2 separate regions of the Homo sapiens genome follow, and region 1 is linked to region 2. A link is a loop called in an ENCODE intact Hi-C map of the cell type or tissue named here. Cell type or tissue: heart left ventricle. All regions are shown on one strand. Region 1 overlaps TTC28 (tetratricopeptide repeat domain 28). Region 2 overlaps TTC28-AS1 (TTC28 antisense RNA 1).

What was found. A loop is a pair of places that touch in the nucleus more often than their neighbours do. Peaks named below come from ENCODE experiments on the same cell type or tissue, not always from the same donor. Only the 100,000 strongest peaks of a DNase experiment are listed, where the experiment ranks them.
Region 1: a loop joins it to region 2, with 1.9 times the contacts of the local background. A loop is called at or near these places in 10 of 110 quality-filtered maps.

What each region holds. Positions count from the first base shown.
Region 1 is chr22:27,987,801-27,992,800 of GRCh38, forward strand. It overlaps TTC28 (tetratricopeptide repeat domain 28), which reads right to left. Exons shown (of 23, transcript NM_001145418.2): 19 at 4,787-4,863; 20 at 2,989-3,012; 21 at 2,078-2,207. All of the region lies in intron 2 of TTC28-AS1 (TTC28 antisense RNA 1), which reads left to right. Among named protein-coding and RNA genes, the nearest start is that of MIR3199-1, 70 kb to the left of the region's middle. In heart left ventricle, a CTCF peak has its summit at 3,355; DNase peaks (open chromatin) are centred at 2,851 and 3,261; H3K4me3 peaks cover 273 bases; H3K27ac peaks cover 1,130 bases.
Region 2 is chr22:27,935,486-27,940,485 of GRCh38, forward strand. The region is part of intron 2 of TTC28-AS1 (TTC28 antisense RNA 1); the gene reads left to right. Among named protein-coding and RNA genes, the nearest start is that of MIR3199-1, 17 kb to the left of the region's middle. In heart left ventricle, a CTCF peak has its summit at 2,178 (motif pointing left); no DNase peak of the experiment used is centred here.

The sequences.
Region 1 (5,000 bases), 52 kb after region 2:
GACAAGAGAAGCATCCCGGATGGGAACCCAGCCCTTCTCAGTCTAGCGTCCATCTGCTGCTGCCTACATAGAAATTTACTATGTTTACACCAGGAAAATGATGCTTTAAACCCACAGAAGAAAAGCATGTAGGCCAGGAGCAGTGGCTCACACCTGAATCCCAGCACTTTGGGAGGCTGTGTGGGAGGGTTGCTTGAACCCAGGAGTTTAAAAAGACCATCTTGGGCAAAATGGTGAAACCCAATCTCTACAAAAAAAGTTAAAAAAAAATAAAAAACCAAGTAATGCAACCTGTAAAGGATGCCAAGCTTCTAATCCAAGGGGATTCAGAACCCCTGTGAGGCACTGTAGCTCCCCACTTTACCTTCACAATACACGACGTGTCTGAAAACACAAGGAGCCAGCCTTGAGCTGAGGTGGTCGGGGAAGGTCACCCACAAAACAGGTTAGACAGTGGGACCCCGAGCGAGAAGAAGCTTGCTTTTTTTTTTTTTTTTTTTTTGAGACAGAGCTTTTTGCTCTTGTCGCCCAGGCTGGAGTACAGTGGCGCGATCTCGGCTCACAGCAACCTCCGCCTCCTGGGTTCAAATGATTCTCCTGCCTCAGCCTCCTGAGTAGCTGGGACTACAGGCATGCGCCTCCATGCCTGGCTAATTTTTGTATTTTTAGTAGAGACGGGGTTTCTCCACGTTGGTCAGGCTGGTCTCAAACTCCCAACCTCAGGTGATCCACCCACCTCAGCCTCCCAAAGTGCTGGGATTACAGGAGTGAGCCACCGCACCCGGCAGGAAAGAAGCATTTTTAAGGATTCTCTGTCGGGCCATGTCTGACAGCTCATCCATGTAACAGTGAGGTCAGACAGTGCCATCTTCTCAAGGGTGTCCACTTCTCTCAGTTTAAAATCCAAAGGCCTTCCCTGGCATCACAGCCCACAGATCTGCCCTGCCCCCTACCCCGCCCCGACCCCTCCGTGGCTGTTCCCTCGGCCTGGCACTTTCTCCTGCAAACATCCCAGTCTCTGTGGGCCTGTCCTGGCCCTGCTCCCACCCATCTGCTTCTGCCTGCCATGGTGCTCCCTGGCTTCCTAAGGCGTCCCTTAGACACTGTATTAGGTTTGTTCGTGTTCTCCCAGTAGAGTGCAAGCTCTAGGATGGTAGGAATTTAGTCTTTTGCTCACTGCTGCATCTCCAGTGCCTGGAACATTGCCTGACACATAACAGGTGTTCAAAAGAAACCTGTGGAGTGAATGGTTCCCGAGCCAGTCACTGGGCCCCTAAGTGGGGCAGGAGGGGAGTGGCTCACAGCCTCTTGTGTTCTATCAACAGATGCACCATTACAGGTACACAGCAATATGTCAGGAGTCACACCTGCACGTTACAAATGGTAAAAAAGGGAAATCGAGTGTCCTGCACTGACTGAGGCCCCTGCTATGTGCAGTCCTAGGTACCCATGGTCTCTCAGAGGTGGTTTCAATAGTACTGTTTTCCTGCCAGTTTTGAGTACCCGTTGACAGAGGACAACACTGAAACCATTATCATCTTATGACTCTAATTTTAGTTTTCTTTAGCTCCTAATAACACTTGACCTCCAATAATACTAGAGTCTAGCAGGTTCATGTTAAGGTAATGGGCACAAATGACAGAGATGAAATCACAGTGCAGAGGAAATGGCACAAAGCCATTTGTACCATTTGGGAATCCTGCTAAACCACTGGAATCTAAGTTAATTTTTTTTTGGAAGAAAAAGAGAGATCCTCTGCCTCAGTCCTCCTGAGTAACTGAGACTACAGGCATGCACCACCATGCCCGGCTAATTTTTTTTAATTTTTGTAGAGATGGGGTCTCCCTGTGTTGCCCAGGCTGGACTCAAACACCTGGCTTCAAGTGTTCCTCCCCCTCAGCCTCCCAAAGTGCTAGGATTACATGCGTGAGCCACTGTACCCAGCCTGAGTTAACTGTTTTAAGATAATATTTTAAGAAGACACTGAGATACTTTGCCCAACAGAAACCAGGAGGAAAAACAGAGATTTAAAAGATGGAATTCAAGAACCCATTTAAGTCAAGGATTCTCTGCCTACCTAGAGCTGCCAGGAACTCGTGGCATCCCGGGAGCCGCCACAGCTGGACGCTGATGGAGACCTGAATGGGAGCTGATGCCAAGTCCTGCTCCTTCTCGCCAGCCTGGAGCTGAACCAGCACCTGGTGGAGCTGAGGAAGGGGGGACAGCGTGAGCACCCTGTGTCTCCTTCCCCTCCAGCCCACCTCAAGACTCGACCCATTATTCTTATGTCACCTGTCACTGGCATCGCTAATGACCCTCTCATGAGTGTAGCATTTGAGATTCTTTTTCAGGTGCATTCATACCTACTGTCCTGCTGTCCTCTCTGTGGGAAGCTCATGGGGCATTGGGGCAAGAGGCTGTGTGGCCTCCTGGGGCCGGGGCCGGGTTCTGCTTCCAGCCTTGTGTCTTCCCTCAGGCGTGGGAGAGCCTCACAGGAGAGGCCATGGAGAGTAGAAGGGGTGAGTTAGGGGACCGGCCACCTCCCACTTTCTTAAGTCATCTTTAGGACCTTGAGGTGGATGGCGAAGTGGAACCCGGTTACATCTTAGAGCCTCACAGCTCGAGGAATTACCCACTCAAGTGTCCATTTCCTTTCAGATTTCAGGGTCTGTGGCCTCTCCTCAGGGGTCTGTGTGTGGGTTCACAGAGTGACACTCACTGAAAGCTGGTTCTGCCCCTGCTGTCTGGTGGACCTCAGGAGGTCAAATCAAGGACGCAAGAAGGGCGGAGCAGGAAGAGGGGAGGCAGAGCAGAGAAGGGGACGGGCCGCCAGTCCAGCAGCAGTGCGCACCCGCGGGGGCGCCGCAGCCCGTGTGGCTCCGTTTGACAGCACGTGCACCCCGAGCTCAGAGCCTGCCCAGGGGAACTCGGGGGTGGGTGGGTTGAGGGGCTCACCTGACAACAGTTGCTACTTAAAGTAGTACTCACCATTCCAACCATATTTTTAACAGCCTTCGGCCAGCAGATTATAAGAAAAAGAAAGAAAGAGAGAAAGAAGAGAGTTTAGACTCAAGCACAGGCTGTTATGCAACATGAGCTGATCACTGTTTAGGAAGCGCCACACCAGGCCCGCGGCTCTGACTGGGAGGGGAGAGGAGCAAGAGTCAGCAGGGGACACACAGGAGAACGGACAGCCACACCCAGGCCAGCCGCGTGCGGATCCAGGGGCTCAGGGGCAGCATCAGCCAGGCCTCCCTTCCCAGCCAGTAGAGGCTCGGGAGGGAAAGAGCACAGCGGGCGTTTGTAGCCAGCTCAGGAAACCAAAGTCCCTGGTTCCTGAGTGAGCCAGGAAAGGTCCACCAGCTGCCACCACTGGGGGCAGCCTCGGGACATGTCCCTAGGGCCCAACAGCGTATCAGGCAGAAAGTCCCTGTGCTCCCATCAAAAGCAAGAAATTAAGCAACTGGCTTTTTGGCCTCTCAGCACAGCCTTGCAAATGGAGTATAATTTTGGCTTTCAGATTTTGTAGAACACAGACCTCTAGACCGCCTGGGTTCAGGATGCTTTAATATGCAGTGTTCTGGAAGTGTCTTCCTGATGCTATTCAACGAGCAGGCGTTAATACACTTATTACAAAATGAGCAGGGACTCAGCCAAGGGGACAGGTCACTGTTGGTTCTAAGTTCCAAATCCAGGTGGAAACAGCCCTAGGTAGCACTCAGTGTGTTTCAGAGGCTAATAGTAGATGGAGCAGCTTTATTTCTCCATAGAAATATTTCCACTTCAGTGAAATTTGCTGGCAAATATCTCTAATAACAACATATATTACTTTTTCAAATTGTTACACTCCAAAATGGCCAGAAAAGCAACTCTGTGCTCTTCAAGGGCTGCTCCAGCCTCCAGAAGTGCTCCCACAGCTGTCCCCCCAGGGGCTTGGTCCAGACCCTCACTGGCCAGAACGCAGTGGTGCAGCATGGGTACTGAGAAGCTCCCAGGCCAAGCTGCAAAGGACCTACATGATGCTAAGAACTGGAACCCGCCGAACTCCTGAACTAGATCTGTATTTTCCTAAAAGAAAGCACATCTGCTAAGCAGTGTCTTGCATGAGAGTTGCTCCTGGGTTCACTGCTTTGCCTTGGTGACTATCTTGTTTCAGGCATGGTTAAGTACTTTGATCAAAGAAGCGTGGGAACACCTGCAGCCATCCTGGTGGGCTGGCCCCACACCTGGTGGCTTGGGGAGGGTGGCTGTAACACTCGTCAATCAGCTGAAAAAGTGGGTGGTGAGGAGGACAAGGTTCAGGAGACCACCGAGTGGAGATTTCAGGAAATGCCCTGAGACCACAGGTGACAGGGGCCCCATAAGCATCCTCTGAAGGCCCTGGATGCTCAGCACATATGAGAACACTATGCAAACCTGCCCCTCTGTGCCCCTCTGAGTCAAGCACCCAGCTTCACCCTGGGGTTGGCCGCACAGCTTCATCAGGGCCACAGCTGCCCATGACAATGCCAATAGCAGCCAGTGTCTGCTGGTACGACCTCCCATCATGCCGGTAAGGGGCAGTGCCGCTGGCACGGATGCCTTGGCATCGCAGATGGAAACAGCAGGTAAACAGCACTTGCCAGGCAGGGCTATTCTCTTACTCCCGGCCCTCACCTTCTCCTTTGAATCACAAAGGCGGTGAGACTGCATTCACTTACAGGTTCCTATTTAGGGCCAAGTTGCTCTGCCTTTCCAAATCAGCATGGGCCTCAGGCCCTGGCTCAGCCCTCCAGGCTCGACTTACCCGGCTGATGAGCTGCTCGCCCGTCTCGGAGGCAGTGATGAGTTTGCAAAGGGCTTGGAGGGCAGGATTGGGCAGACCTAAACCAAGAAAAAAGGGTAGAAGTTATTCAGAAGGGCCTCTGCACCCAAAAGCCTGCCACCTTCCCAGGGGAAAGAACCCTAAATCCTTGGCATCGGTGGCATTTTTCAGAAGCTCAGCACAGCTAGACATGTGT
Region 2 (5,000 bases):
AAAAAAAAAACACTTGGCCGGGCGTGGTGGCTCACGCCTGTAATCCCAGCACTCTGGGGGGCCGAGGCAGGTGGATCACGAGGTCAGGAGATCGAGACCATCCTGGCTAACATGGTGAAACCCCATCTCTACTAAAAATACAAAAAAATTAGGTGTGGTGGCACACGCCTGTGGTCCCAGCTACTTGGGAGGCTGAGGCAGGAGAATGGCGTGAACCTGGGAGGCGGAGCTTGCAGTGAGCCGAGATCACACCACTGCACTCCAGCCTGGGCAACAGAGCAAAACTCCGTCTCAAAAAAAAAAAAAACTTGCAGACTGTGTAGTCTAGAAATATTGAAAAAATTAAGAAGTTTAGTACGTCATAATGCATAAAATGTGGATATTAGTCCATTGTATCATTACTGCCATAAGATATACACAAATCTATCATAGAAAGCTAACATGTATTGAAATTTATACACACAAACACAGATCATACATGATGCCATTTGCAGTTGAGAGAAATGTAAACAAAGATGCAGTAATAAATCATAACTGCCTAAAGTTAGCTGTAGTACATACTGTGCTACTGTAACAATTTTGTAGCTACCTCTTATCTTTATTGGTGTGAGCTCAAGTGTTGTATCTTTAAAATGTAATGCTAATCATCTCCATGTGAGCAGTGTGTCCCGGTAAATTGCATATCATAGTAAAAAGTTATGCCTTGTGGTTCTCTAGTATTTTTTTTATTGTATTTGGTGTAATACTGTAAACTTTGAGTAACACATTGCAAAGTACCACTAGTGATGCTGGAAGGGTTCCCAAGAAGCAGGAAAAAGTCATGACATTATAAGAAAAAGGTGTATTGCTTGATGTGTACTGTAGATTGAGCTCTGCAACTGTAGTTGCCCACCATTTCAGACATATACTTCATTTTGTGACATAAACATGGTATCAGTAAATACATTACTAATATTTTCTGTGCCTAACTTTATTGTAAGAATACAGTACATAATACAGCATAAGAATACAGTAAAATATATGTTAGTTATCAGTAAGGATTCTGGTCAGCAGTAGGCTGTTAATAGCTAAGTTTGCAGAGAGTCAAAAGTAATATTAACAAATGGATTTTTGACTGCACAGGGGCTGGCACCCCTATTCCTAGAGTTGTCTAAGAGTCAACTATAAAATTTATGTATCATCTAAATATGTGACTTAACATATTTTGTTATAAATAGGTATTATGTACAAATAGACTAAGCATAAAAATTATAAAGTATACAAAAATAGCCTTTTTAAAGATGAAGTACCTTATGACTTTATACTGACTTCTAACTGAAGTCTAAGACCTCATAGTTTTTTACTCAACCTCTTTTATATCTTCACCTTCTTTCCCCAACACTGAGAATCCTAGTCCCTTCTAAAGAACCACAATCTTGGATTTCTCCATTCCCCATCCTCCTTACAGTTCTCTTCCACAAAATTCTATAAACGCTCAGCTTCATTATTTTCCATAATTTAAAGGACCAGAATTTTTGTAGCTAAATTATTTATTTGTGTGCTTTGAGACATACTAACTTAAAATCATAGAAGTTTTAAAGCTGTAAAGGGTGTAGGAAATAATCGCTTTAGGTTTTCCCAACTTGGAAGAGCAGTGCCACTTAGAATAAATAGCCTGAGGGATCTTAGCAAGCTGGAGTGAAGGCAGAGAGATCAGCTGTAATGTTTTACATCCATGCATTTAGGTTTTCTTTTTTTCATTCAGGAAACATTTATAGAAGCCCTCGTGTATTCTAGGTGCTGATGACACTTTAATCCACAAAGGATGCAGATCACTCAGTATGTGTTGAAGGAAATTTTTATTTATTTTTGAAATGGATGTTGAATTTTCCACATCTCATATTTTATGGTAGAATGTGGCAGTATTGTGAGATTCAGGTAGTACTTTACAAAGAGGGACAAGTGATGCTTAGAGAATAGAAGCTTGAGATGGTTTTTTATTTTTATTTTTCCTGGAGGACTATGCTGAGATGAATAACCTCCGTGATCTTGTGGCTGTATGGTTGATGCTGCTTCTGTGGCTAGATCTAGGTCAGGCTTACCTGGACTGGACTCAAAGACCATGTCATTTTTGTTGTATGTACACATCTTTTAAAGACTGGTGATCATCCTCATATATGCATCTGTACCAGCTCCCCCTCTTGGCTATGTCTATTAATACCCACATGTTACACAGTACTGGGAAGAATATTGGCTTTGGAGCCAGGAAAACTGGCTGCACCATTTATAGTATCTGAGACCTATCTTTGATATAGTAATAATATATACTTTAAAGATTAAATTATTTAAAGCATATTCCCATTACCTTGGGAGGCCAAGGCGGGTGGATCACTTGAGGGCAGGAGTTTGAGACTAGCCTAGTCAACATGGTGAAACCCCATCTCTACTAAAAAATGCAAACAAAATTAGCCAGGTGTGGTGGCACATGCCTGTAGTCCCAGCTACTTGGGAGGCTGAGGCACGAGAAATTGCTTGAACCCGGGAGGCAGAGATTGCAGTGAGCCTAGATAATGCCACTGCACTCCAGCCTGGGTGACAGAGTGAGACCTTGTCTCAAAAAAAAAAAAAAAAACCGCACATATAGCATATATAGGCACCATACAAAAGCTAGTTTTCTACTCATTGTCTTATGTTCCATATCTTTTTATTTATTTATTTTTTTTTTTGGAGACAGGGTCACTGCAACAGGGTCACTGAATCCCAGGTTCAAGCGATTCTCCTGCCTCAGCCTCCCAGGTAGCTGAGACTACAGATGTGTGCCACCACACCAAGCTAATTTTTGTGTTTTTAGTAGAGATGGGGTTTCACCATGTTGGCCAGGCCAGTCTCAAACTCCTGGCCTTAGGTGATCTGCCGGCCTCGGCCTCCCAAAGTGCTAGGATTAGAGGTGTGAGCCACCATGTCTGGTGTATTTTCCATATCTGAAGAGATGTTAATTACTCCCACTTCCTCTTCCCTCTAACTAGGATTTTCTTTGTTGAGTTTCTCATATACCTTTCTTTTCTGTTTGCATGGATACCATCTAATCCATTTCACCCTAATCCTTAATCTCATGAATGAACTGTTGTCATATATTGCAGTAGTAGAGATGAGTGTTTGTTCTGTCTCTTTTTATTCACATTTAAGAATTCTGGCCCCACACAGTGGCTCATGCCTGTAATTCCAACACTTTGGGAGGCCACGGTGGAAGAGTTGCTTGAAGCCAGGACTTCAAGGCCAGCCTGGCCAACATAGTGAGACCCTGTCTCTACAAAAAATAAGAATAAAATTAGCTGGTCATGGTAGCACACACCTGTAATCCAGCTACTGAAGAGGTTGAGGCAGGAGGGTCACGTTTGCCCAGGAGTAGGAGACTGCAGTGAGCAATGATCGCACCACTGCACTCCAGGCCAGGTGACAGAGCAAGACCCTGTTTTGGGGGTGGGGAGGAGGAAGTACTTCTGACATAAGAGGTAAAAGACTAATATAATGAACATCTGTATGCATTATAGCTAAGAAATAAAACATTTCCAGTAAAAGTGAAGCCCCCATGCTTACCTACCTGATTGCATCTCTCTCTCCCATTTCCTTCCCCCTCCTGCAAGTTTCACAATCCTGAATTATTTTAGATTAAGCTATCATTTCAAAATTAATACATGTCCCTGGCTGGGCGTGGTGGCTCACACCTGTAATCCCAGTACTTTGGGAGGCCAAGGCAGGCAGATTGCTTGAGGCCAGGAGTTTGAGACCTCCCTGGCCAAAATGGCGAAACCCCATCTCTACTAAAAATATAAAAATTAGCCAGGCATCATGGTGCGTGCCTGTAATCCCAGCTACTTGGGAGGCTGAGGCCCAAGAGTCATTTGAACCCAGGAGGCAGAGGGTGCAGTGAGCCGAGATCACGCCACTGCACTCCAGCCTGGGTGACAGAGCAAGACTCTCAAAAGCAAACAAAAGTAACACATGTCTCTGTCCTGAGGTCATAAAGATATTCCATATTCTAAAAGTTTTAAGTTTCACATTTTATATTTGGGTCTTTATCTGGATTTACTTTTTGTGTTTTTTCCCCCACACATATAACAAATAGTCTTAGCACTACTTATTGAACAGTCTATCCTCTGACATAATATACTAACTTGACATATATCAATTTTTTCCAGGTTCTCTGTGATATTTTTATAAATATTCCTATTTTTGAAAAAATCTGTTTTCTCTCATTTTTGAATGCAGTACTCCATCTATAACTGCTAGGTCAAGTTTATTGTGTTTGAATACTCTACCTTCTTAGTGATTTTGTGTGTGTATATACTTGATACAACAGTAACTGAAAGAGATGTGTTAAAATTTCTCAGTACAGTGACTCATGTGGTTTTTATTCTTGTTCTATTTTTTTGCCATATATTTTCAAGACTGTGCTATTAGTGTGTAAAAAGTAGAACTTTCATATGTTTCAGGTTAATTGATCTTAGATGCCATGCCTCTCAAGATATGTTTTTGTCTTATGTCTGATATTCAGGGAGCTGTACCAAGTTATTTTGGGTCAGAATTCTCCTGGGATATCTTTTTTCTTCGCCTTTTTAAACTCGTTTATTATAAAAACAATGTTACCATATGCAAAACTAGAAGAGTGTAATGAATTCCCGTGTGTCCATCATCTATCTTTAACAGGTATGAATTTGGCATTCTCATTTATTCTCCCTCCTAGTTTATTTCTTCTGGGGGGTATTTTAACGCAAATTCAAAACATCATATAATTTCTTCTATAGGTATTACTAACTTTCAACTTTACCTTATGTTCTAAGTGTGGCTCCTGTTAACAGGTTATAGGCAGATTGTATGGTTAACATTGACTTTCTAGGCTTTTTTAATACATTCTGATATTCTTTTAATTGATTGTCTTTCATTTATTGTGGGCTTATTTCTACAATTAATACATGCAGTATTGTAGAAATTGTAGAAATGTAATACAAGTTTATATTCAC